3 separate regions of the Homo sapiens genome follow, and regions 2 and 3 are each linked to region 1. The links are chromatin loops, found by intact Hi-C in ENCODE. Cell type or tissue: Panc1. All regions are shown on one strand. Each heading gives the region's core, and the rest is flanking DNA. Links, peaks and the distances in the headings are about the cores only. Region 1 has its middle 6.5 kb from the start of MIR30C2. Region 2 overlaps LINC01626 (long intergenic non-protein coding RNA 1626). Region 3 overlaps RIMS1 (regulating synaptic membrane exocytosis 1).

The links. Peaks named below come from ENCODE experiments on the same cell type or tissue, not always from the same donor. Only the 100,000 strongest peaks of a DNase experiment are listed, where the experiment ranks them.
Region 2: a loop joins it to region 1, with 5 times the contacts of the local background. A loop is called at or near these places in 20 of 110 quality-filtered maps.
Region 3: a loop joins it to region 1, with 3 times the contacts of the local background. A loop is called at or near these places in 30 of 110 quality-filtered maps.

The regions. Positions count from the first base shown.
Region 1 is chr6:71,379,168-71,387,896 of GRCh38, reverse strand. No RefSeq gene overlaps it. Among named protein-coding and RNA genes, the nearest start is that of MIR30C2, 6.5 kb to the right of the region's middle. In Panc1, for the core only: CTCF peaks have their summits at 3,604 and 3,815 (motif pointing left); a DNase peak (open chromatin) is centred at 3,827; H3K27ac peaks cover 4,010 bases.
Region 2 is chr6:71,439,912-71,448,640 of GRCh38, reverse strand. The region is part of intron 4 of LINC01626 (long intergenic non-protein coding RNA 1626); the gene reads right to left. Among named protein-coding and RNA genes, the nearest start is that of LINC01626, 23 kb to the right of the region's middle. In Panc1, for the core only: CTCF peaks have their summits at 4,032 and 4,231; a DNase peak (open chromatin) is centred at 4,204; H3K27ac peaks cover 940 bases.
Region 3 is chr6:72,081,665-72,090,393 of GRCh38, reverse strand. All of the region lies in intron 2 of RIMS1 (regulating synaptic membrane exocytosis 1), which reads right to left. Among named protein-coding and RNA genes, the nearest start is that of RIMS1, 200 kb to the right of the region's middle. In Panc1, for the core only: CTCF peaks have their summits at 5,039 and 5,241 (motif pointing right); a DNase peak (open chromatin) is centred at 5,246; H3K27me3 peaks cover 1,193 bases.

The sequences.
Region 1 (8,729 bases), core at 211-8,210:
CCTACTCAAGGTCACACAAGTAGTAAGTGGAGCCAAGCTTCAAACATAGATCTCCTGACTCCATTCATATGACCCTATAAACTGTCTCAAAACAAAAAGATAAATTAATATAAATATTTATTGAATATGTCTTTGTAGAGAAAGCATAATAAGCATAAAGGGCAATGCGTTAACCTTTATCACAAGCAACCCTATTGGAATGTGTCAACTTATCAGAATGAATCAGGCCAGAATATCAAGTATAAATGAAGCCTGTAGTTAACTGAAAGTTGCATATCAATCAGGCACTCCAGTTTCTCTCCTCAAACTCTGAATATTCAATGAATAAGATAAAGAAATGGCTAATTTGATTTTACCTTTCATTTTTTTGACCTAATTCTAAGGTGACTACTCACTCCTCAAGATTTAACTAATGTTGCTTTATTTTTATCCCTCTGGGGAGACAGAAGAGATGATTGGGAAACACATGTTTGAAGTTTGTAAGTTCTGCTGCTTTCAACCCCACAGATGTCTCTTACTGCCCACTTGGGCCCTGGTGATTAAGCAACTAGATTTGGAGCCAGTCAGGCTTTTGTTTAGACATTTTAACTTTTTCTTGCTTTCCTTGCAAACTCCTCAGCCTTCAGACTGGTTGGAAAGTAAATGTACAATCTTACATAAATTTTCAGGTAATAGCATTTCAGCTTTTTCCCCAAGATTTTTTGCTTGGGAGGAGACAGATTAGACTGGATTCGGAGTCTTGATTTTGCAAAGGTAACAAAAGACATGTTTTTTTATAAGACTTTTCATCATAAGTTTATTTTATTCAACAGAAGCAAAATCTAATATAATGGAAAAAATAAAGATCTGTGATAAATCTGATCTGTGTGGATAAACACAATTAGAAAGACTTAAAGATTAAGTATTGAAACAAACTACCAAAATATTTTAATACTGATTTGTAAAAATTTCAGTACATTTTTCTTCTTTGCTTAATTCTACTGGGTCCTGTTTTTCATCAAAACATTCTATCATGTTAGTATACAATAGCCAAAAAAAAAAAAAACTGCATAAGGGAACCACCCTCAGTGCTGCTGAAAAGAAATCATTGTCAGAAGTTGTATTAGAATATAAAGAGTCTCTTATTCAGGTTTCCCTGAATATAATCAGCTACCTGAGAAACTTTTACATTTTTGCTCCTGTTTTAAAAGCAAAGTCAGTTATTGTGTGGCAAGCCAACATCTTTGGTTTGATCTACTTAAAAAGAGCATTACATCAATTATCTAAGTCTCATCATTGTGAGACTAGGTGCTTTCCTCTCCTTTGTCGTAAAAATTGTTGAAACATTGGGAAAACCATAATAAAAATTCGCCCACAAAAATGATTCACAATCTTACTATTCAAAGCCAAGTATTTTGGTTTTTACCTGTTACCTCCCAGTACCTGTCCATTTTTGTGCAAATGTAATCATGTGGGTATGCTGAAAGTAGTAGTTTGTGCTTTTTAAAAAAACGTATACTATACATAGACATCATATTAATCACTTAAATGACTGTATTATATCCACATACCACGTTGTATCAAATTACTGTTAAAATTGTTTTCATTTTGATGACTAATACTTCCATATAGCATTTTGGTTTCTATCACTTTATTTCCTTATGATAAATTACCTTAAGCAATGTCACCAAATCAAAAGCAGTGAAGCTAATAAAATTCCATTTACTGCAGCCGTGCCTACACTGTCTATATTATATATTAAATGTTGCTAATGTAGTAGTTGCAAAATGCTAACAAAAAATTCATCGGCTTGAATTTTTAATTACAAAAAAGTAGTTACCTCTATATTTTATTTGAATTTCTTCTTCAGAGATATATCACATAGCCCTGGAAGGGAAGCAGAGATTCTTGATTTCATTTTTGCATATTCAAATGTTGATAGACAAGGATTGATAAAGACATTGCATGATCCCCAGAGAATTAACTTGAAATCCTATATAATTCCCCATGAAGTCATAAGAGGCTGTGGAATAGTCAGATACATCTGAGCCTTGCCTACTTTTAAAATATCAATCAATGTTAATATCAAGCTTTTAGAACCAAAATGTACTTCCTTTCATTTATACTTTCTCTATGTTGTGCATGTTTACATAGATGCTGGAAAAAGTAAATCTGAGTTTAGATCTAACTCTTGGGTGAGTTTGAGCAAGTTTAAGTGTCAGCTTCCTCTTCTGTGTGGAGTTATTTGCAGTGTTAGGATAATTAGCACTTTGCACAGTGCTTGGAACATGGAAAGCACTGAAAAATGTTAGCTATTAATATTATGAAAGCCTGATTAATCATTAATCCAGAACTGTTTTAGCATGTGGTTTATTCAGGTAATTCAATGGAAGAACTATTTTTACATTTTAATTAGTACATTTTCTTTTTCTAACTATTTGGAGAATTTATAATATTCAGTTTTAACAGTAACTGATGGAATTACAGCTGTAAACATGTTGTACCAGCTGTGTTTTCTGAAGCAAATCTAAGTGATAAAAGCATGTTATCATCACCAAGTACATATAATCCTTACCCACATGGAGGAGTGTGCAGTTGGTAGTATAATGTGGTAAACATGATTTTTGCCCATTATGACCTTGTAAACCTATAAGGCAACACAATGACCAAGATAGAGACAGTTGCTGTTTCACAAGTCGACAATGGATAATTGTAGGAGACTCCACTTTTAATGAGAAGCAAACTATCATAATGGAAAATAGCCAGATAGATTAAAGCTTAAGCCATTGAGGTTGAATGGTGTACCTCTTATGGATAGCATATAGTTGTGTCTAGCTTTTATATACAGCTTGGCCCCAACAGGACTTTTCATTAGAGTGTTTAGTCCACTTACATTTACTGTAATTAGTGATCTAGCTGAATTTAGTTCTGCCACTTTACTGTTTGTTTTCTATTTTTCTCATATATTGCTTGTTCCTCAGTCCTTCTTTTCCTGATTTCTTTTACGTTAAATGTTTATTTTACCATTTTAATTCTGTTGTCTTTTTAAAGCTACATTTCTTTGCATTCTTCTTATAATGATTACTATAGGGACTATAATATGTGTATTTAATTTATCACAATGAAAACTATTTGCGAATTAACCTTGGTTTTACATATATAAATCTTGCAACACTAAAGTTCTGCTTACCTCCCGTCTATCCTTTGGTGCTATAGTTGCCATATACATTACATCTATATTTTTTAAAACACAAAATGCAGTGCTACAAGTTTGTCTTTAAGAAACTAAGAACAGTATGAAAAGGATGTTAAAATATCTGGGTAGTTATTAAAATAAATTATCTCTAAAATGAATTTTGTAATCTATTATTATAATTTTACTAGTTAGAATTTTCAATTGTTATTTTTTATATCTTTAAGAGGTGAACCGAGTATAGAGTATAGAACAAGAAAAATGTCAGGCAGTCAGCTGGACTCACTTGTTCCCTGGACGAATCTGTTTCAGTTAAATGACAGATCACCATAATCATATGGACCTTCAGGTTTTCCCACCAAAAGGCCAAACTGAAAATACGAAATTCCTGACCCATAAATATCTTACTGCATTGTAAATCATTTAGCATTCATTAATCACTATTTACAATTTTTTAAAAAAAATAAGGCTTGTGCCTTTTCTCATCTGTTTAGAATATTCAGTTTAGTAACTGTATGGCAACGTAAGTTACTGACAGGGAAAGCCTTGTAAGACAGTACTCATTTACTTAAAATGTGGAGTTTTTGCATTTCTTTACAATTGAATGGAAAAATTACCAGCAGTGCTTTGGGTTATAGTGACACCTGGTGGTACGGTTTGAGGTTTTAAAAAAATTCTTTTTAAATTTGTTACTCTTTTTTTTTTCTAGACCATTTTTTGTAAGGAATCATTTTATCAACTAGGATGACAAGAGGCCTCTCCCATCCTGGTTGCACATCACTTTCTATAACAGAGAGACATGGGCCAGAAGCCCTGATGGAGAAAGCAGCCAATGTCCCTTACATTTCCACCTTTGGCTTGAAAAAAAGATCTGTGCACTAAATACAGGGAAAAAAAAATGAAGTTAGGCTGGAAGAAGAAAGACATTGTTACATGGTAAAATTGGAAAGATTCATACCAACAGTACGGGATAAAGCAGGGGTCCCCAGCCCCTGGGCCACGGAACTGGACTGGTCCAGGGCCTGTTAGGAACTGGACTGCCCAGCAGGAGGTGAGTGGTAGGAAATGAGCATCACAGCCTGAGCTCCGCCTCCTGTCAGATCAGTGGTGGCATTACATTCTCATAGGAGTGCCAACCCTATTGTGAACTGCACATGTGAGGGATCTAGGTTGCCCGCTCCTTAAGAGAATGTAACTAATGCTTGATGATCTGAGGTGGAATAGTTTCATCCTGAAACCATACCCCCACTAAGCCCCCGCATCCATGAAAAAATTGTTTTCCATGAAACTGGTCCCTGCTGCCAAAAAGGCTGGGGACCGGTGGTATAAAGTACGTCTGAGAATGTATACTTACTGAGAATGTACCTTTATACCCTGTAAGATACCATAGTGTTTTATCATTTTATAAAAGCTGAGGCTCAGAGAGGGTTCTAAGAGTACTCAAGGTCACAAAGTTAATCAACTGTCTAGGGAAGCTAGAATTTCAAGTGAACCCTATCTCTAATTTGGCTCAAGAAAGAATTTAAATTTAAATGACCAGATGTAATTTTCAAATTTGTATACATGTTACATGAGTACATTCTCCTTTTAAAATATTGCCAATAAGGTTGAAATCATCTTTGATACCCAAGTTCTAGTCCCATCCCCTCCTCTTTTCTCCAGTGGTGACTCACACTATCGTTTCCAGATATCCCTCCCTGTCACACACGCGTGCACATATACTGTGTTAAATACAGAGATGGGTGGTCGCTTACCTGTGTGTTTGATACATAATAGTATTTGGTCAAAGTAACTTTTATACTGGTAAAACCTCTTCATTGGAACAATAATGCCTCATCAAAATCTGAACTCATACCACTAAGTATTATTATAATAATTTGGTATTCTATAGCAGTAACAGTTATTTCCAAAGACATTCCAATATGCCTGTAGTAAATATTCTAGATTTAATTAAAATATTGGCAGGACTACCGTTTTCCAGATTAAATTAAAAAGCAATTATTAGCATTGCAGATTAAGTTTTTAAATGAATATTTCAATTCAGCGACACTGGCTAGAATATCTTCTGTTTTGTCACAGTGTCACAGATCCCATCACCATCACTGTAAACTAAAATTAGCTAACTTTTAAACATAAGACCCACAATTATTTATTATAGCCCAAAATATCAGAATGTTCTTTAGCTTATAACCTTGCTCATAGAATATACTGGGGAAAGGACTCCAAAAATTGTCTATAAGAAAATCTTGGTTTTTTTTTTTTAAATCACTTTCATTGGAAATCCAACTGTAAACTCATATTGTTAAAAAAGTTCCCATAATGTTAATTTTTTTGGAAATTTGCACACTTAAAAGGAAACTAATATTGATAGGCAGCTGAAAAATATATATATTCACATATATATTTTGAATATATATTCATATATTTTCATATATATGAATGTCATATATTTTCATATATATGAATGTCATATATTTTCATATATATGAATGTCATATATATTTTCATATATATGAATGTCATATATATTTTCATATATATGAATGTCATATATATTTTCATATATATGAATGTCATATATATTTTCATATATATGAATGTCATATATATTTTCATATATATGAATGTCATATATATTTTCATATATATGAATGTCATATATATTTTCATATATATGAATGTCATATATATTTTCATATATATGAATGTCATATATATTTTCATATATATGAATGTCATATATATTTTCATATATATGAATGTCATATATATTTTCATATATATGAATGTCATATATATTTTCATATATATGAATGTCATATATATTTTCATATATATGAATGTCATATATATTTTCATATCTATTTCATATATATATGAAATTCATATCTATTTCATATATATATGAAATTCATATCTATTTCATAAATATATGAAATTCATATCTATTTCATATATATATGAAATTCATATCTATTTCATATATATATGAAATTCATATCTATTTCATAAATATATGAAATTCATATCTATTTCATATATATATGAAATTCATATCTATTTCATATATATATGAAATTCATATCTATTTCATATATATATGAAATTCATATCTATTTTCATATATATTTCATATATATTTTCCATATATATATATATAAATTCATCAGAACAAGGTTGTCTTTTTTTCTTCTGACCACACCAATGTAATGAAACAGTAAGTGTGAAAAAGAAAAAAAAAAATACAGGAATCAAGAGCCCAAAGAATTTTTAAGGAAACCATGATTGAATAGGTTATATCAGACTGACTGGTCTCCTAACTTTGATTCTGCCCACACCATTCAATAGAAAGAGGACATGGAATTCCAGCTATTCCCTCCACTATAGAATTTACTACATTTTAAATTTAAACAGGTTAATTTAAGCTACAGTAATAATTTGAGACAGAATCTCATCAAGCACAGATTCAAAGTACCACACTTTGAGGTCAGAGTGGAGAGAGCTTTTCCCTTGGGATGAACATGAGAAGGTTAATTAAAGAGGAAGTGGACTTTCTCAGAGCAAAGGGTATTTTCATAAAACCATGGAATCTTTGAGTTGGCTAAATCTCCATAAATTTTATGAACATATTGTGTTCTTTTATCTACTGTAAAGTCACATTACTGTTGATTTTCCATATATTTTAACTGTAGTGAGTTATTCTATGCTGTAATTTTCCTTTAGGATCCAGGGTAAATAAAAGCAAACTAGTATAAGAACCTTTATAAGTTACTGTAAGTGAAGGAGGCTTAAAATAGGGTGTGTACTGTTACATTTTCATTATGATTTTCTCATAGTTTTTCCTTGGAAATTTCCATGTATTCCTTAAGGATGTGTTTGTCACATATGGGAGATTTGGATCTTGCTTTCAACTAGGGAATGATAATTTTCCATTAAATATCCATCCCATATACTAGGCAAGGTGAAAGCTGAATGGAAGATGAAATGGCAAATGTTAGACTAGGCAAGGGAAGGGAGCAGGTGGCAAAGTCGCTTGTGGAGATATGCCCAAAGAATATGATGCAAAGAAGCATCCTCACCAGGGAATTTTCCTTCCATCTCTAAAATCCACCAATGTAGGAGACCTGGAGCCTGACTTTAAGAATTAGTAAAGCCTTGGCAGGGTGCAGTGGCTCACACCTGTAATCCCAGCACTTTGGGAGGCCGAGGAGGGTGGATCACAAGGTCAGGAGATCAAGACCATCCTGGCTAACACGGTGAAACCCTGTCTCTACTAAAAATACAAAAAATTAGTCGGGCGTGTTGGCAGGCGTCTGTAGTCCCAGCTACTCGGGAGGCTGAGGCAGGAGAATGGCGTGAACCCGGGAGGCGGAGCTTGCAGTGAGCCGAGATTGCCCCACTGCACTCCAGCCTGGGCGACAGAGCGAGATTCCATCTCGAACAAAAAAAAAAAAGGAGTAAAGCCCATTACTGGGCAGGGCATGAGCTGTAGAACATCCTTGTATACAAGATACATTAAGCTTTAAATCTGGGAACAGTGTTTTTTCTCCAGTGAATCATTCATGGCTGTAAAGCTGCTACATTTTAATTTTAAAAATGTAAGTTTTTAAATTAAAAACTTTACATACTGTAAAGTTGCTACATTTTAATTTAAAAAATGAACATTGGGAGTTGGGAAAAGCCACTGTGTATCCTGAAAGTTGATGTGTAATACTGCAGAATATTTTTAAATCAATGGATAAGGTTTTTTGATACAGAATGTGACAGATTTGATCAAATATAATCTACATTTGAAATAAATGTATTTTCATTCAGAACTAAAAATGACCAAAGGCTAGTTTATTGGAGATTAGTTTTATGTGACTAAAATGCCTATTACATCAGAAGCCCTACTGAAGCAAAAGAGAGTGGCTTTCACGTTACAAAAGGAACTTTTCAGACTTGACTTTAAGAAGTTAAAATCATTTCATGTAGCTAAAATTATTTTAGTGACTATTTAATAAGGTGTGGTTCTTTCCATGTAGAACATTTTAAGCTCTTACATAATTATTCAGTATTGATACCCACATTTTATGACCATTTTCTTTCATTCTTGTCTATTTTTAAACTGTTTACATAGATTTCTTCTCTGCATTTACTGTGTATCCTGGTTTTTCTTCACTTGAAATCCATCATGAAAATAAAATTTTAAAATAAGGCTGCCTTCATAAAAGGTTAACTTTCCAGGAGTTAATGCCATCATTTAAGGAGAGATTGCTTTCTCTTCTTAGCTATGAGTTCCTTAGAAAAGTAAAACAGCCTAACCTTGAATTTTGGGGGAATAAAAACAAAGTTTTAGAAACTGGTAAATATTTTTTATTTAGAGATTTTTAAAACCTGAATAATCATCTTAACATTGTTAACCCATTGTCAGGTGGTAGATGGCATCATTCATTCATTCATTCATTCATTCATCAAACCTTCACTGAGAACCTCCTTTAGTACCAGACAAACCCTGGATACATGTTGTGAATTTCTTCTGATGAAATGAAGTTAAGTTAAACGAAACATGGTGTTT
Region 2 (8,729 bases), core at 362-8,361, 61 kb before region 1:
ATCACCTTCCTCACTGATATATTGATCTATGATTATTTACTAAATCTTGATTATAATAGGTTCTATTTTGCTTTCATTGTCACATCACTTTGTAAAAATTTTAATTGAAGTGGAACATTCATACCCAAAGTACACATAAACATATCATAGCTCAATGAATTTTCATAAAATGAGTGCTCCTGTGTAACCAACACTCAGATCAAAAAGCAAAAGGTTACCAGCACCCCAATAGCCTCCCTGCACACAAGGATAATAATTATCCTGATTCCTAACAGCAGAGATTAGTTTTGCTTATTTTTGTACTTTACGTAAATGGAATCATACAGTATATATTATTTTGTGTGTCTAGCTTTTTTTTTACACTCCACATGTTTGTGAGATTCATCCATATTGTCACAAGTAGAAGTAGATCTTTTGTTTTCATTGCTGTAGGGTATGCTGTGGTGTGAATATACAACAATTTGTTCTCTCATTTTATTGTTAGGGGCATTTGAGTAGTTCCCAGTTTGGGGCTATTATGTGAGTACTGCTGTGAATATTCTAGTACCTGCATTTGGTGTTTGTACATACACATTTCTGTTGGGTATATACCTAAAAGAGGAGTTGCTGAGTCATAGGGTATACAGATGGTCAGCTTTTATTACCATCAGTTTTGAAGCTGCTATAAAATTATGATGAACTACACAAAACTACTACATAAAACAGGGTTTCTTGGGAAATAATGTCTTCACATTTTCAATTTAATACATGCCTATATGTTATTTGCTACATACTAGCCTGTCTTCTCAACATTCTATAAATTTGTATTTATTTTATAATCCTCTTGACTATCTCATGAGGTTGATAGCACACCCGGTGAGTAGCAGAACCAGAATTTGAATCCAAGCAGCCTGGCATTAAAGCCTGAGGTTGACTTTTAATATTATTTTCAGATGGTACTAGTAAATATTTAATAAATACCAGCTATCTTCATTTCACCACCCTTGGGCAGACAAGGTGTTTGCTTGTCATGGGAGTTAGAGCTCTAGTGCCCATGTTATCCTCCTGGACTGTGAAACTCCTGCATGTTTCTCAATGGTGAGATCCCCATATTTTTCTTTCCTTGGATCCTGTACGCTGGCCTTATTTTTTCCCCTTCCACATAAACTATCTGAGTTTTGGAGGAGGATCTCTCTTCTTCCTACCCACGAAGGAACAGAACGATTTCATGGCTTCCCTTGCACTTCCACAGGTTTGGAAAATTTCTGTGCCAGTAGGACTGGGGGAGGACATACACATGCTTCCTTCTCAAGCTAACATTCCCATCCTTGCCCTCCCTGCCCCTTCTCCCCAGACAGATACCCACAGTTGTTTTCCCTTCTTAGGGAAAGATAAGAAGCAGAGCCAGTGTGGTGTTGTGTACCTGTAGTCTCAGCTACACAGGAAGCTGAGGGGGAAGCTTGATCCTAGGAGTCGACCAGCCTGGACAACATAGCAAGATTCTGTCTGAACAAAAAAAGAAAGAAAGAAAGAAGAAAGAAAGAAAGAAAGAAAGAAAGAAAGAAAGAAAGAAAGAAAGAAAGAAAGAAAGAAAGAGGGAGGGAGACAGAGAAAGAAAGAAAGAAGCATTTATGATGCTTTCATTCATATCGCAAATTTGTTTAGTACTTACTATGGCTCAGAAAGCACTAAGCATTGTGATAGATGTAAAATGGAATGAACAAGAACAAATGATCTTAAAAGGCATAATGTCTAAGTGAAGAAATGAGTAAGATTTCACTTAAAAAGTATGGTATATGAAGCATATGCGAAGAAGGAGTGAGATTAAAAACTTTTAACATCTATCAAAGCATAAGCATTGAATGAGACTGCATGTGTGTGCAGCCAACAGCAGAGCTGCAGCAGTTAGTAGCCTCTGAATACCAGCCCAGCATGTGCAAGGGATGATACTAGATGGAGCCTATCAGCAGACCACGAACACTCAAATGCCAAGTGACATGCCTCGGCTTTATGCTCTAGGCCCTGCAGAGCCACAGAGCAGTTCTGAGTATGGTTATGATACAATAGAGCTATGTTTGGGGCTTGTTTCTCAGCCTTTAATCTACTGGCAACCCAAAGCCACAGAATAAAGAGATTGTTCTTTCCTATTCTCTTGTAACTAGTTCTCAACAACCTATGACCCACACGTTGGCATATAATTTTTTCAAACACTAGAGCTTGATCAGATAAAGACCAGATCTGGTTAGCTGTGTTTAGACATTTCAAATATTGTGTAGTTGTCATCCCCCAAGAAGCAGATAGCCAGCTGAGATTTTGACTTGTGTGTGCCAAAGAACAACTGAAACAAAAAGTTCACAAGGGGATGCACAATATGACTGGAATTTCCCTCTGCCAGCTGGCTGCCCGGACACTTGTGCTTCTTTTCATGTTTCCCATTTTGAAGGCTGCTGAGTAAGCCAAAGAAGCAAAAGTTACACTGGGGACTGGGCAAATCCCAATGGAGTCAAACAAATGGAAGAATGTGGAAAGATGTGTCAAAGAGACACATCCTTTCGGTTAATCTTCATTAGCATGTCCTCTTTAGCACTATTCCTTTTCATTGTATTTTTTTTTCTTTTGAGAAAGTGTCTGTTAATTTCTCTCATATGAAATAAGCACTGTTTCATCTACCAAGGATAAGTTGGCTAAAGTTAACAGCTTGTTTACAAAACAGGATTGAAAAATCTCTTGGCTCACTGTTTGCAGGGAGGATGGCATGATGGGTATTGTGTAGGCCCTGATGTTAGACTGCCTGTGTGTGATTTCTGGCTCCACAAGACACTTGCTGTGAGATCTTGGGAAGGTTTCTTATCATCATTTTTCTCATCTGTAAAATGAAGATAATTTTCGCTACCTCATTTGGGGTACTGAGGATTAAATAAGTTACAATTTATGTAGAAAAAAACCTGACATGTAGCAAGCACACAAAAAATGTGAGTTGTGGCCAGGCGCAGGGGCTCACGTCTGTAATCCCAGCACTTTGGGAGGCTAAGGCGGGCGGATCACGAGGTAAAGAGATCGAGACCATCTTGGCCAACATGGTGAAACCCCCATCTTTACTAAAGATACAAAAATTAGCTGGGCATGGTGGCGCATGCCTGTAATCCCAACTACTCAGGAGGCTGAGGCAGGAGAATTGCATGAACCCAAGAGGCGGAGGTAGCAGTCAGCCCAGATCACACCACTGCACTCCAGCCTGGGTGACAGAGCAAGACTCCGTCTCAAAAAAAAAAAAAAAAAAAAAAGTTAGTTGTTTGTTGTTTCTCTTAGTATTATTGTATTCATTCTTTTGAGAAAGTGTCCGCTAATTTATCTCATATGAACTGAGAACTGTTTCTTCTACCAAGGATAAGTTTGCTAAAGTTATCCCCATATTTGTCTAGATCTCTATTTCTCAATAGGAAGGAATAAATACCTTTTGTTAATAAAGTCTATCTACGTGCCACAAACTACTAAAGATACTAAAGATACATGTATCTCTCCCAAGTATAAATTACTCAAAAAAAACTAAAACTTTTAGAAATGTAATAGAGAGTCAAATATTTTTGCATATTTTTTCTCGAAGATGACAGGTCTCCATTAAACTCTCTTTCTATTTTTCTGGACAAGCTAGCCTACACTGCATGAAAACAAGTAATACTTCTCTAATCATAAAAAAGATATCTAAAAGATCATTAAAATACTTGCTCACTTATCAAATAAAAATATGTAATCAATAATATTGATTATTCTTAAAACAATAAATATGAGAGTGTCACCCTTGGCTGAACATGTAACTCTTTCCCCTGACTACTCCTCAAGGAACACTTGCAAAGGTATGCTTTGCAGAGAGAGCAGACATCTCAGAGGGAGCTGCACTGGTCAGAGATGCACTTCACAAATGGTTATAAATACTGGTTATAAAAGGGAATAGTGCTCAGGTGCTAAGAAAAAGGGAAAAGCATCAGCCTAGAAATCATGGGACTTGGATTACAGTGTTGATTTTTGGAGTGGCTTTCTGTTTGATTATAACACAATGCCATTGCTTTTTGTCTCATGTTGATCATCTTTAAGATCGAAATGGTTTAAGTTTTCTTTACAGTGAAGCTAAGATATTAAAAAATATTAAAATAAAATGAAACTGCGAAATGCTTTGAGTACCACAACGCAATCTAAGATTGATACTGAAGAACATATCATACACAACGACAGATGGCACTCTTTCTTAGTTTCAATAAGATCTGCATGACCAGCTGATTGTTGTGTTATTTTGTAAGGAAGTAGGTCAGCAGGAAGCACCAAGCTGGAAAAAAAAAAAAAAAAAACACCAGTATGTGAGTGATGATCAAATCTTTGAATTATTCATTTTCCTCATTGATTGTATAATTGAGTAATATGGATACAAAATTCCAAAGTGCCCTCCAGAATTAACGATATCAGGGCAACAAGCAAGTCTCTCTGGCTTGAAAGGATCCTTTTAAAATATACGAAGGGTCTGGTTTTAAGGAAAAACCCAAATAGCAGTGTCTGTGAAGCTTTTCCCAACTTCTCACCTAAATTTGTTTAAAGTTAAAGAAAAAGATGAAAATACAAGGAAAGGAAACTAAGACTGTCAGCCAAACCTGTGCCAGGATTTGAGAGAAACCTCCAGGAATATCGAACAATTGGGCAGAAAGAGGAAAATGCTAGGAATTTTACTTTTTCATGTACTACAACTTCCCAGCTGGACAGAAAGTCAGGATTTGAGGATTAGGAAGAAAACTTCATCATAAGCAGTAGAACTGTCAATTAGAACATACGGCGTTAATTGGGCTAAGAGCTGGCATATTAGCCTATCAGTACTCCCAGTGGAAAAATCATGGTGCTGAGATGTACTGACATATAACATTTGCATTAAAAATATGGTTATATGAATGTGAATAGAAACAGAAGAATCAAAACCCACAATGAACTGAAAATAGTACAACTGAAAGAAAAGGGAAAAGGAACACAATTCTCAACTCCTATATTAAAAACACACCTGTTAAAGTTGCTTTAACTACTTCAGATGATGTTCATCATCGTTTATAGCATGCAAGAAAGTATTTTCTCTATGAAATAGGGGCAGAAATTTATAAAGAGAATAAAAGAAATGAAAGTGAGGTAAGAGTAAAAGAGACATGAGTGATTTAAAAAAAGACGTACTAGTACATTAAAAATGTACTTGTAAAACTCAGAAATTCCACTCAGACAAGAACCCCTAGAGATACTCTTGTTTAAGTGCACCAGGAGTTATACATGTGTGTTTATAGCAATTTGTAATAGCAAAAAGTCTCATAACAACCCCAGTGTTCATCAATAAAGTAGTAGATAAATGAGCGCATTTTTGAACAGTTAAAATATTCAATAGTTGAATTAAATTCATAAGAAAAGCAATATGTCCCAGAATTTGCACTGTGGAAAATCAAATCGGGAATTTTAAGGACATGCCTGAGTAGTTTCCCCAGAAAGCAGAGTAAAATGAAAAAGATGGAAATATCCTCAGAAAGAAGATGGTAGTCACGGAAGATGAAGAACCAAAGCTCAACCTAAGAGTTACAGATAATCTCAAGAAAAAGAAACATAAGCAATTTGAATAGATGCGATGATGAAAAATGTCCCAGATGGAAAAAGAAAGTGTACATAAATAACACCATTAAAGGACCCGAGAAGTAAGATAAAAAATGTTCATTATATTAAGGGCAGAAATCAATGGGAAAGAAATAAAATACAACTACCTTGAGTTATGTTCTGTTAAAAAATAAAGTTAATTTTTTAAAATTTTTTATTTCCATAGGTTATTGGGGGAATAGGTGGTATTTCATTACGTAAGTTCTTGAGTGGTGACTTGTGAAATTGTGGCGGGCCCATCACACTAGCAGTATACACTGTACCCAATGTGTAGTCTTTTATCCCTCACTCCCTTCCCACACTTTCCCCCTGAGTCTCCAAACTCCATTGTGTCCTTCTTATACTTTTGCATCCTTATAGCTTAGCTCCCACTTATGAGTGAGAACATATAGTGTTTGGTTTTCCATTCCTGAGTTACTTCACTTGGAATAACACTCACCAGACCGGTCACGGTGGTGCACACCTATAATCCCAGCACTTTGGGAGGCCAAGGCAAGTGGATTGCCTGAGGTCAGGAGTTTGAGACCAGCCTGGCCAACATGGTGAAACCCCATCTCTGCTAAAAATACAAAAAAAATTAGGCAGGCCTGTTGGCATACAGCTGTAATCCCAGCTGCTCGGGAGGCTGAGGCAGGAGAATTGCTTGAACCAGGGAGGTGGAGGTTGTAGTGAGCTGAGATTGCACCACTTCACTCCAGCCTGGGTGACAGAGCAAGACTCCATCTCAAAAAAAAAAATAAATAATAAATAATAAAAAAATATATATATATAATATACTCTCCAATCTCAATCAGGTTGCTGTGAATGCCATTAATTCATTCCTTTTTATGGATGAGTTAGTATTCCATCATATATTTATAACCACAGTTTATTCACTCACGGATTGATGGGCATTTGGGTTGGTTCCACAGTTTTGCAATCGTGAATTGTGCTGCTATAAACATGAATGTGCAAGTACCTTCTCTGTATAATCACTTCTTTTCCTCTGGGTAGATACACAGTAATGGGATTGCTGGATTAAATGGGGTAGTTCTACTTTTAGTTCTTTAAGGAATTTCCTCACTGTTTTACATAATGGTTGTACTAGTTTACATTCCTATCAGCAGTGTAGAAGTACTCCCTGTTCACCGCATCCACGCCAACATCTATTATTTTTTGATTTTTTTATTATGGCCATTCTTGCAGGAGTAAGGTGCTATTATTGCATTGTGGTTTTGATTTGCATTTCCCTGATCATTAGTGATGTTGAGCATTTTTTCATATGTTTCTTGGCCATTTGAATATCTTCTTTTGAGAATTGTCTATTCATGTCCTTAGCCCACTTTTTGATGATATTGTTTTTTTCTTGGTGATTTGTTTGAGTTTGTTGTAGATTCTGGATATTAATCCTTTATCAGATATATAGATTGTGAAGATTTTCTCCCACTCTGTGGGTTGTCTGTTTACTCTGCTGACTGTTCCTTTTGCTGTGCAAAAGCTCTTTAGTTTAATTCAGTCCCAGCTATTTATTTTTGTTTTTGTTGCATTTGCTTTTGGATTGTTGGTCATGAAATGCTTGCCTAAGCCAATGTCTAGAAGGGTTTTTCTGATGTTATCTTCTAGAAATTGTAGACTTTCAGGTCCTAGATTTAAATCCTTAATCCATCTTGAATTGATTTTTATATAAGGTGAGAGATGAGGATCCAGTTTCATTCTCCTACATGTGGCTTACCAATTATCCCAGCACCATTTGTTGAATAGGGTGTCCTTTCCCCACTTCATGTTTTTGTTTGCTTTGTCAAAGATCAGCTGGCTGTAAGTATTTGAGTTTATTTCTGGATTCTCTGTTCTGTTCCAATGGTCTATGTGCCTATTTTTATACCAGTACCATGCAGTTTGGGTGACTATGGCCTTATAGTGTAGTTTGAAATCAGGTAGTGTGATGCCTCCAGATTTGTTCTTTTTGTTTAGTCTTTCTTCAGCTATGCAGGCTCTTTTTTGGTTCCATATGAATTTTAAAATTGTTTTTTCTAGTTCTGTGAAGAATGATGGTGATATTTTGATGGGAATTCCATGAAATGTGTAGATTGCTTTTGGCAGTGAGAGGTGAAGCCAGCTGGACTCCCTGGGCTGAGTGGGGACTTGGAGAACTTTTCTGTCTTACAAGAGGATTGTAAAATGCACCAATCAGCACTCTGTGGCTAGCTAGAGGTTTGTAAAACGGACCAATCAGCACTCTGTAAAATGGACCAATCAGCACTCTGTAAAATGGACCAATCAACACTCTGTAAAATGGACCAATCAGCAGGACATGGGCAGGGACAAATAAGGGAATCAAAGCTGGCCAACCCAGCCAACAGCAGCACCCTGCTCAGGTCCCCTTCCACCTGTGAAAGCTTTGTTCTTTCACTCTCTGCAATAAATCTTGCTGCTGCTCACCCTTTGGGTCTGTGCCAGCTTTAAGAGCTGTAACACTCACTGCGAAGGTCTGCAGCTTCATTCTTGACATCAGCGAGACCACAAATCCACTGGAAGGAACCAACTCCGGACACAGCAGTATGGTCATTTTCACAATATTGATTCTATCCATTCATGAGCATGGGATGCATTTCCATTTGTGTCATTTATGTTTTCTTTCAGCAGTGTTTTATAGTTTTCCTTGTAGAGGTCTTTCACCTCCTTGGTTAGGTATATTCGTAAGTATTATATATTTTTTTGCAGCTATTGTAAAAGGGGTTGAGTTCTTGATTTGATTCTCTGCTTGGTTGCTGTTGGTGTATAGGAGAGCTATTCATTTGTGTACCTTAATCTTGTATCCAGAAACTTTGCTGAATTCTTTTATCAGTTCTAGGAGCTTTCTGAAGGAGTCTTTAGGGTTTTCAAGGTAAACAATCATATCATCAGCAAACAGTGACAGTCTGACTTCCTCTTTAGCAATTTGGATGTCCTTTATTTCTTTCTCTTGTCTAATTGCTTTGGCTAGAACTTCTAGTACTATGTTGAAAAGAAGTGATAAGCGTGGACATCCTTGTCTCATTTCAGTTCTCAGAGGGAATGCTTTCAACTTTTCCCCATTCAGTATAATGTTGGCTGTGAGTTTGTCA
Region 3 (8,729 bases), core at 556-8,555, 700 kb before region 1:
GAGGGATGGTTGTGGGGTCTTGGATTGATCTCTTGGAATGCCCCTCAAAACAAAATCACAAGCTAACTACTCAAAGTTCCACCATCAGGCCAGGCACAGTGGCACATGCCTGTAATTTCAGCACTTTGAGAGGCCAAGGTGGGTGAATCACTTGAGCCTAGGAATTTGAGAAATGCCTGGGCAACAAAGCTAGACCCAATCTCTATAAAAAAAATTTTTTTTTATTATACTTTAAGTTTTAGGGTACATGTGCACAATGTGCAGGTTAGTTACATATGTATACGTGTGCCATGCTGGTGCGCTGCACCCACTAACTCGTCATCTAGCATTAGGTATATCTGCCAATGCTATCCCTCCCCCCTCCCCCCACCCCACCACAGTCCCCAGAGTGTGATATTCTCCTTCCTGTGTCCATGTGATCTCATTGTTCAATTCCCACCTATGAGTGAGAATATGCGGTGTTTGGTTTTTTGTTCTTGCGATAGTTTACTGAGAATGATGATTTCCAATTTCATCCATGTCCCTACAAAAGACATGAACTCATCATTTTTTTATGGCTGCATAGTATTCCATGGTGTATATGTGCCACATTTTCTTAATCCAGTCTATCATTGTTGGACATTTGGGTTGGTTCCAAGTCTTTGCTATTGTGAATAATGCCGCAATAAACATACGTGTGCATGTGTCTTTATAGCAGCATGATTTATAGTCATTTGGGTATATACCCAGTAATGGGATGGCTGGGTCAAATGGTATTTCTAGTTCTAGATAAAAATATATTAGCCAGGCATGGTGGTGCATGTCTGTAGACCCAGCTACTCAGGAGGCTGACATGGTAGGATTGTTTAAGCCTCGGAGGTCAAGGCTACAGTGAGCCATGATCATGCCACTGCACTCCAGCCTGGTTGACAGGGTGAGACCCTGTCTAATACAAAAAACAAAACAAAACAAAAATACCAAATTCCTCAATCAGGAAGCCGCAGAAATCAGAAACCTACTGTCCAAATGGCTAGTGTTAGTGTCCTACCACCTCAGCTAAGGTATTCTGATCTAGAAGCCACCACAAGAGCCACAGCAGGAGATCCCGGGAAAATGATGCCCAGTGTGTTGTCGTGGCTCTGCATCTAAATCAGTTTCAATTCAAATCTCATGCAAGCCCATTTGACTGATGGAACCTAAATTACATCAGGAATTCTAGCTGCAGGAGAGTCTATGAAATGCAGTTTTCAGATTTCTAGCTTTTTCGTAAGACTTCCTAAAATGATTTTGAAATGTATATTGTGAGGGTCAGTCTTCCACTTCAGCTACAATCCTCTAATCTATGTCAAATTGCTTAATTCCTTCCACTGTACCAGGGGTGAACAATATCTGAGTCTAAGTCTAAGATCTCCCTTTCCCATTCATTTTCCATTTTATCTCTCTCCCCTCCCTCTCTTCCCCTCCTTTCCTTCCCCTCCTCACCTCTCCTTCCCTCTCTTCTCTTCTCTCCTCTCCCTCCCTTTCTTTTTCTTCATCATACACTAAGCATACATTACTATGGAAAGCATTTTGCCACCACCAGGAAATTTAAAAAATAGATTCAGTTCCCCAAGCAAATTACTTATATGAGGGGTCTTCAAAAAGTTCATAGAAAATTAGTATTACTAAAAAACTATGCATTTTCAAAACTTTCTTGCACCAAAATGAACTTGTAATAACTGTTATAACATGTCTGAAAAGTACCTACTAATAGTTTGAGCCACTAAGAAGGATAAAACATAAGTTTGAAAAGAGCTTCTATGAGAGCAACATGAATTCCTCTAAAACTGAAGCAAGAACAAACATGAAATTTCAAGTGACCGGGCACAGTGGCTCACGTCTGCAATCCCAGCACTTTGGGAGGCTGAGGCAGGTAGATCACCTAAGGTCAGGAGTTCGAGACCAGCCTGGAGCCGGGCCAACATGGTGAAACCCCATCTCTACTAAAAATTACAAAAAATTAGCTGGGTGTGGTGGCAGGCGCCTGTAATCCTAGCTACTCAGAAAGCTGAGGCAGGAGAATCGCTTGAACCTGGGAGGCAAAGGTTGCAGTGAGCCGAGATCAGGCCATTGCACTTCAGCCTGGGTGACAAGAGTGAGACTCGGTCTCAAAATAAATAAATAAATAAATAAATAAATAAATAAATAAATAAATAAAGTAAATAAATAAAATAAAAATTAATGCAAGTGAAGTTTGGGCAGAAGAATGGTGAAATCACTGACACTTTATGAAAAATTTATGGAACAATATTCCAAATAAATCAGCAGTTTACAAGTGGATGACTCATTTTTAGAAGGAATGAGATGATGTTGAAGATGAAGCCTGTAGTAGCAGACCACATACATCAATTTGTGAGGAAAAAAATCATTTTGTTCATATCCTAATTGAAGGGTACTGATAATTAACAGCAGAAATAGTAGCCAGCACGATAGACATCTCAATTGGTTCAGCTTACACAATTCTGACTGGAAAATTAAAGTTGACCAAAGTTTCCATTTGATGGGTGCCAAAACCATTGCACCCAGATCAGCTGCAGAGAAGAGCAGAGTTTTCAATGGAAATTTTATAGTGGGATAAATATGCTAAAGTATTTATTTGAAGATTTGTTAATAGTAGATGAAATATGGCTTTATGAGTATGATCCTGAAAACAAAGCACAATCAAAAGAATGGCCTTCAAGAGGTGGAAGTGGTCCAGTCAAAGTAAAAGCAGACCAGTCAAAAGCAAATGTCATGGCAACAGTTTCTTGGGATGCTCAAGCCATTTTGCTTGCTCACTTTCTGGGGGGCCAAGGAATGATGACATCTGCTTATTATGAGAGTGTTTTGATAAAGTTAGTCAACCTTTAGTAGAAAAAGTCCCAGGGAAATGCCATCTGAGAGTCCTTCTCCACCATGACAATGTTCTTGCTCATTCCTCTCATCAAACAAGGGCAATTCTGCCAGAGTTTTGATAGGCAATCATTAGGCATCTACCTTACAGTCCTAAATTGAATTCTTCTAACTTCCTTTTGTTTCCTAATCTTAAAATGTCTGTGAAGGGCACTAATTTTTCTTCAGTTAAAGTTATAAAAAATACTGCATTGGCATGGTAAAATCCCCAGGACTCTCAGTTCTTTAGGGATAAACTAAATGGCTGGTATCATGGGTTATAAAAGCATCTTGAACTTCATGGATCCTATGTTGAGAAATAAAGTTTGTAATTTTTTATTTTTAATATCTTTTTTCTGCAAGCTTTGTGGATATATGTACTTGTGTCTGTCTCGCTCATTTTATCTGGTTAAGAAGCTGCAGGGACAGCAAATCAACGTAAAACTTGGACTGAGATACAAGGTACATATACAATCAAACGAACAAACAACCTCCTTCTTTCTGTAGTGATTTAATGCACAGCACAAATCTATCACCTGTGAATGAAGGCCCTCATTATTCTTAGCTTGTATTATTTCATTAGCTTTCTAACTAGGCTTCCTGCCGATGGTTTCCATCATTCTAGTGCATCTTTCATACCGCCTGAATGATCTTCCTAATAAACTGAACCAATCATGTCAATCTACTGATTAAATATCATCTCTGAGGTAGTTCAATTTCTCATCCTGTGGTACAAGGTCCCCACTTACTTATCTATTAGCATCTCTCACATACGTTTTCTCATACATCTTACACTACAATCAAATTAAACTTTCCAGCTGTTTGTCAAACACAGTAGAATCTTCCAAACATCAATTCAACAAACATCTACTGAGGTCTGTTGCACAACCCACACTCCTTAAGGCTCTGGGAGTACAAAGAAAGTAGCATAAGAAGGTCTTGAGTTTCTATTATTTTATTACCTGATATTATAAATACAAGTTGTTTACAGGTGTCAGGCATATGCATAGTATCCTGCAAAAAGAAGCAATTGCAATTGCAAACGTATGTAACTCAGATGAAATCGCTTTTACAGCAGTGTATTTTTCCTTCAGCCTTGAACTTCCTTTCATAGCTTGAACTCTTACCAAGTGTCATTAAAAATTATCAATACTTTACTAATCTAAATTTACTTAGGTGAATTTTTCACCTAACACCAGCTGTAGGAATATAATATGCTATTCTAGATATGAGCATACAGGCTCTCCTTTGGAAGAAATATGAATTATTCTACCATTTGCCTTTGTCGTCTCCTTCAACGCTTTTTGTGAATCACTTCTGAAATTTAAGAAATCTAGTTGTACAAGCTTAAAACCAAGGTTTTCTTCTTTGCCAGGACTTGGGGTTCATCACTATGGCATTCGCTTAAGCACTTTTCTTAGAGTGAGACAAGATGAAGGAAGGATTCCAAAATCCAGTGTAAAATGAAAACATTTGGGAAAATATAGACACAGGAGAAACTCCAAAGATTAGTGGGTACAATTTCCTCATTTTATAAATGGGAAAATTTAGGGACACGCTTTATGTGCCTTACATAAGGCTGGTAAAATGGTTGGTGATAATTAGGTCCTCTGTTTCAAACTTTCCACTACACCATTCTATTTTCAGAATGCTAATTTTAATTATGGCTAAAGGAACGGAAAGTTATTGCTTTGTAAGAGGTGTTTCCTTGGTATCCTCAAACTTAATATGCATTAGAATTATCTAAGGGGCTTGTTAAAATGCAAATTTTTGGACAAACCTACAGAGCTTCTGATTCAGTAGGTTTGGGATAAATTCCAGGAAGGAGCTTTTTTAGTAGTTCTGGTGCAAATTATCCAGAGACCACCATGTGGCAGAGACTGCAAACATTAAGAATAAACTTGAAAATGAAGGCAATTTTTTCACAGATCTGTCATCTCATTTCATAAAAATAATCATCCCAATGAAACTTTAAGCATAAATGCAAAATCTGGGGCACTACCCCTCTGAAAATATGCTGAATAATTTAATATTATGTTATATACACATATTTAACCTGATATCCATCACTGTTTAAAACTTACAATTTTGTGAATCACAGAAATGTGCACATTTGTATATGTGAGTTTTAAAAAGCATCACAGTGTTTTGTACACAGGCTTAAACATAGGTTGCTTCAGAGGCAATATTCTAAATATCTCAGTAATTCAGAAATTTACCCCAGATGTTATTGAGTAATTTTTGAAAATTACTACAGTTCTACAAATTATCAGTTTGTATCTAAAAACGTATTTGGTCTTTAGTTTAAAATGAGTATACTTTTTTCTTATTGCAAATGTCCAGCAGATGGCACTAAAGCATTTTATTTTTGCATTCAATTCTGTCACAGTTATTTAAATTACTTTTCTTTACAACATCTTATGTGTTAAAAAAAAATTAGTACAATCAGCAGGAGATTTGACTTATTAGGAAAATGTGTTTTCAGAGGTGGCTGAAAAAGAACAAAAGAAAAATTTATAAAATGTTGCAATTTCTGCTCTTTTGCAGATGACTATCATTCTACATACCCTTTTAAAAAATTATATATTAAGGGTTTTTGTATATTTTTCTATTGTTGGTAGTTTTTATGGTCCCCCATTTAGCATTGTTAAAAATGAAGTTCATCCAATCAGCATCCCACAGTGTTCTGAAAGCACTGAGAGATGACACTTACAAAAAATAAGAGCATAACCGATGATTAGCTATTAGTGTTTTATAGTCTATTGCTTCAGTCAAGCATTTATTTTTAATTCCATTTTCAATTTACCATAGGAGGCCACTCCCGAGTAAGCATTAAATGAAGACATCTGAGGACATGGAGGCCCACTAGCATAGATTTGTTTTCTGCTGCACTCCATCTCCCAATAAATACCTTCACTGTGTTCCTGAATGCTGTGAGGTGCTACATGTGTAGAAGGCTCATGTGTTGGGTCCTAGAAATACTGTTTCTAGATTATGGAACAATATTACTGCTTTCTAATATTGGAGATATATCAGAGGTCTGAAACTGAAAACCTCGTTCAAGAAAGGGTAATTTTAATATTTTGACAAACAAGTTATCTCATTCACAGTACAATTCAAGAGAAGAAAATCAAGTAAAATTATGAGAAATCATAAAGTAGGATATGAATTAGGAATGTAATTTTTAAAAGGAATGAAGTAAGTTTTAAGAAAATAATCTTAATAGGTAATATTGGGATCATCTATATAACAGATATGTAATCAACTGATATTAAATAGGTCTAATCATACTCCATGCAAACTTTTCCAGAATGTGTCACGTGATCATGCCAACCTAACTAATGCATAAAGAGCAAACTCCATGTGTTGGCAATTTAGAAGACAGTGGTGTCTACACATATGAGCAAGCCAAAGTGTTAAGTAACCAATTCATGCTTGCATCTTCTGGAATGCACAACACACTGTAAACATTGCCTTTGCTCTGTTGTTGACTATCTTCACCAAATTGCTTTGTTATGTTACTATAAAGAGGGAAAAAAACCAACCCAACTACATTATACAACTGGACACTTTTTGGAAGGAATTAAATATAATAGTTCAGGCATAAGTGTGAGTCTGGCCTGGTCAGGATCAAATCTAGTTCTATTTCTCAGCTTCATGACCATGAGGAAGTTATTTAAACTCTGTTCCTCAGTCTCCTCATTTATGAACTGGTGATAATAATAGCAACTTTGTAAGATTATTGGGAGGGTTAATTGAGATAATCAATGTAAAGTGCTTAGCACCGTGTGTAGCCTATGGTAAAAGCTCAATAAATATTAGCTATTATTATTATACGTAGACATAGATAATACATGAGGGAAACAGAGTACTTCGCTTTTAAGTTTCTGAGTACACTTAGCTGATAACTTTGGGAGGCAGTGATGACTGGCAGGATTTCCTGGCAGATGGGGATCAGTATGAGTGGCTTGGATGATCTATCAATAGACCACTAGCGAGGGGCAAATAGGTCATCTTGTGAGATGGAAGTCAGAGTGAAAAATGAGCCCACAAGCAAAATTTGTTTTGTGGAAACTCCAGAAGATACAACCACTGGTGGAACACGTGTAATTTTGTCTGAAAATTTTTTCGGCATTTTTATGGTCATTGCTGATTCACAACAAACAAAAAAAAAGAAAGGAGATTCTAAAAATCTGATATTTATAAAAAGAGTATTATCATTAGTATTATCACTGCACTGATAAATGTAAATTGGCTGAATCACAAATATTTCCAATGCTCTGAAATACTTGGTGAATGAATGATATACAGAAAAATTTTAACGTGAAAGACTTGTTTTCCTTTTCATGTTTAATATCTGATAAATTTACATACATCAAATGTATCCTTCTTATTAGTGAGTTAACCAAATTTTGTTGCCTTTTCTTCTTTTAGGTGAAAAACTATGTTCAGGCATGTGTTACCTAAGGGAGGGGAGCTTTCAACATTACTTTGACAAAGTATCATTACCTTACATTTTTAATATTTGATCAGAATAATTCCTTTAAAACATCAATGGTCCTATAAAGCTCTTCAACCTGCTTTGTTTCTCAGAAATCACAGAGCCACAAGGGAATAAATGAGAAGTGCAATGTCCCCTAATTTCCACAACATCTAATGGCTTCATCTCCCTGGACAAACTCTTCTGTTGGTAAAGTTTGTGCTCACCCATTCTGGTTACCAGGGTCTCTATGTGGCCACTTGTGACATTCCTGTCTTGTCTGTTCAGAGGTTCTGAACACCCACTTATCCCTAGTGAGGGTATAATGAAGATATGCCGCTCCTACTCTGAGTGTAGAAGGAAAGTATATTACTTGCTTCTTGACCCCAAGAAGTGAGTGCACAAGCATATTTCTTAGTTTTAGATTTAATCTCCATGTGTGCCAATACTTGAGAAAAGAGCAGAGCCCAGTGGTTCTAGCGCCAAATTTCCTGGGTTCAAAACTTTCTTGGGCTCTTCCTCTTATTAGCTTCTGATCTGGCAAGTTATTTAACATGCAAAGACTCCACCTCTTCCTCTGTAAAAGGAGGATAATAATGCCTACCTACTGTGGGGTTGTTGTGAGGATTAAAATGGCTAATATGTATATGCAAAGCACTTAGGGAGGTGTGAGACAATAGTAAGTACTCAGTAAAATATTAGCTATTTTATAATGTATAGAGGAAACAGTGAACAAAAATCAGATAAAACATCTATTATGGTCCTGTGAAGTGTAACATTATTCAATGGATTGAAATACATAAATAGGATCTAGAACTATGAAATAAAATACATAGATTGAATCCAGATTCTTAAAAGCAGTGCCATCAAATATTCTATTTGTAAAGCTTAAGTTGAATAGCTGAGTAATAAAAAATTTATTCCAAAAAGGCTTCCTCTTTTTCAGTTTTAAAAGCAGAAGAATACAAGCTTCCTGAATTTTACTTGCACAGTATACTGAATTAGTCAGCCATCATTAGGTACAGTATTTTCTAATGCATTCTGGAGTGCATTTCAAGGCAAGTGACAAGATGTAATTTTCTTCCCATTACATTTGCTAATGATGACATCTGTTTTCATCATTTAATTAAAATACATTGTTAATATGCATATAAAACCTAACTATCATCTAAATAACATAACAGGTGTTGTAAATAACTTAAGTTCTTTTATATCCACGAAAGAGAGATCATAAAACCAATAATTCAAATATTACTGCTAATGTAGAATATAAAATTCCAGAGACTATCAGAAGGATTTTTAATTTATACAAATGCAGATGTATTCTATATCTGTCCCATGTAACCCAGAACCCCTACCA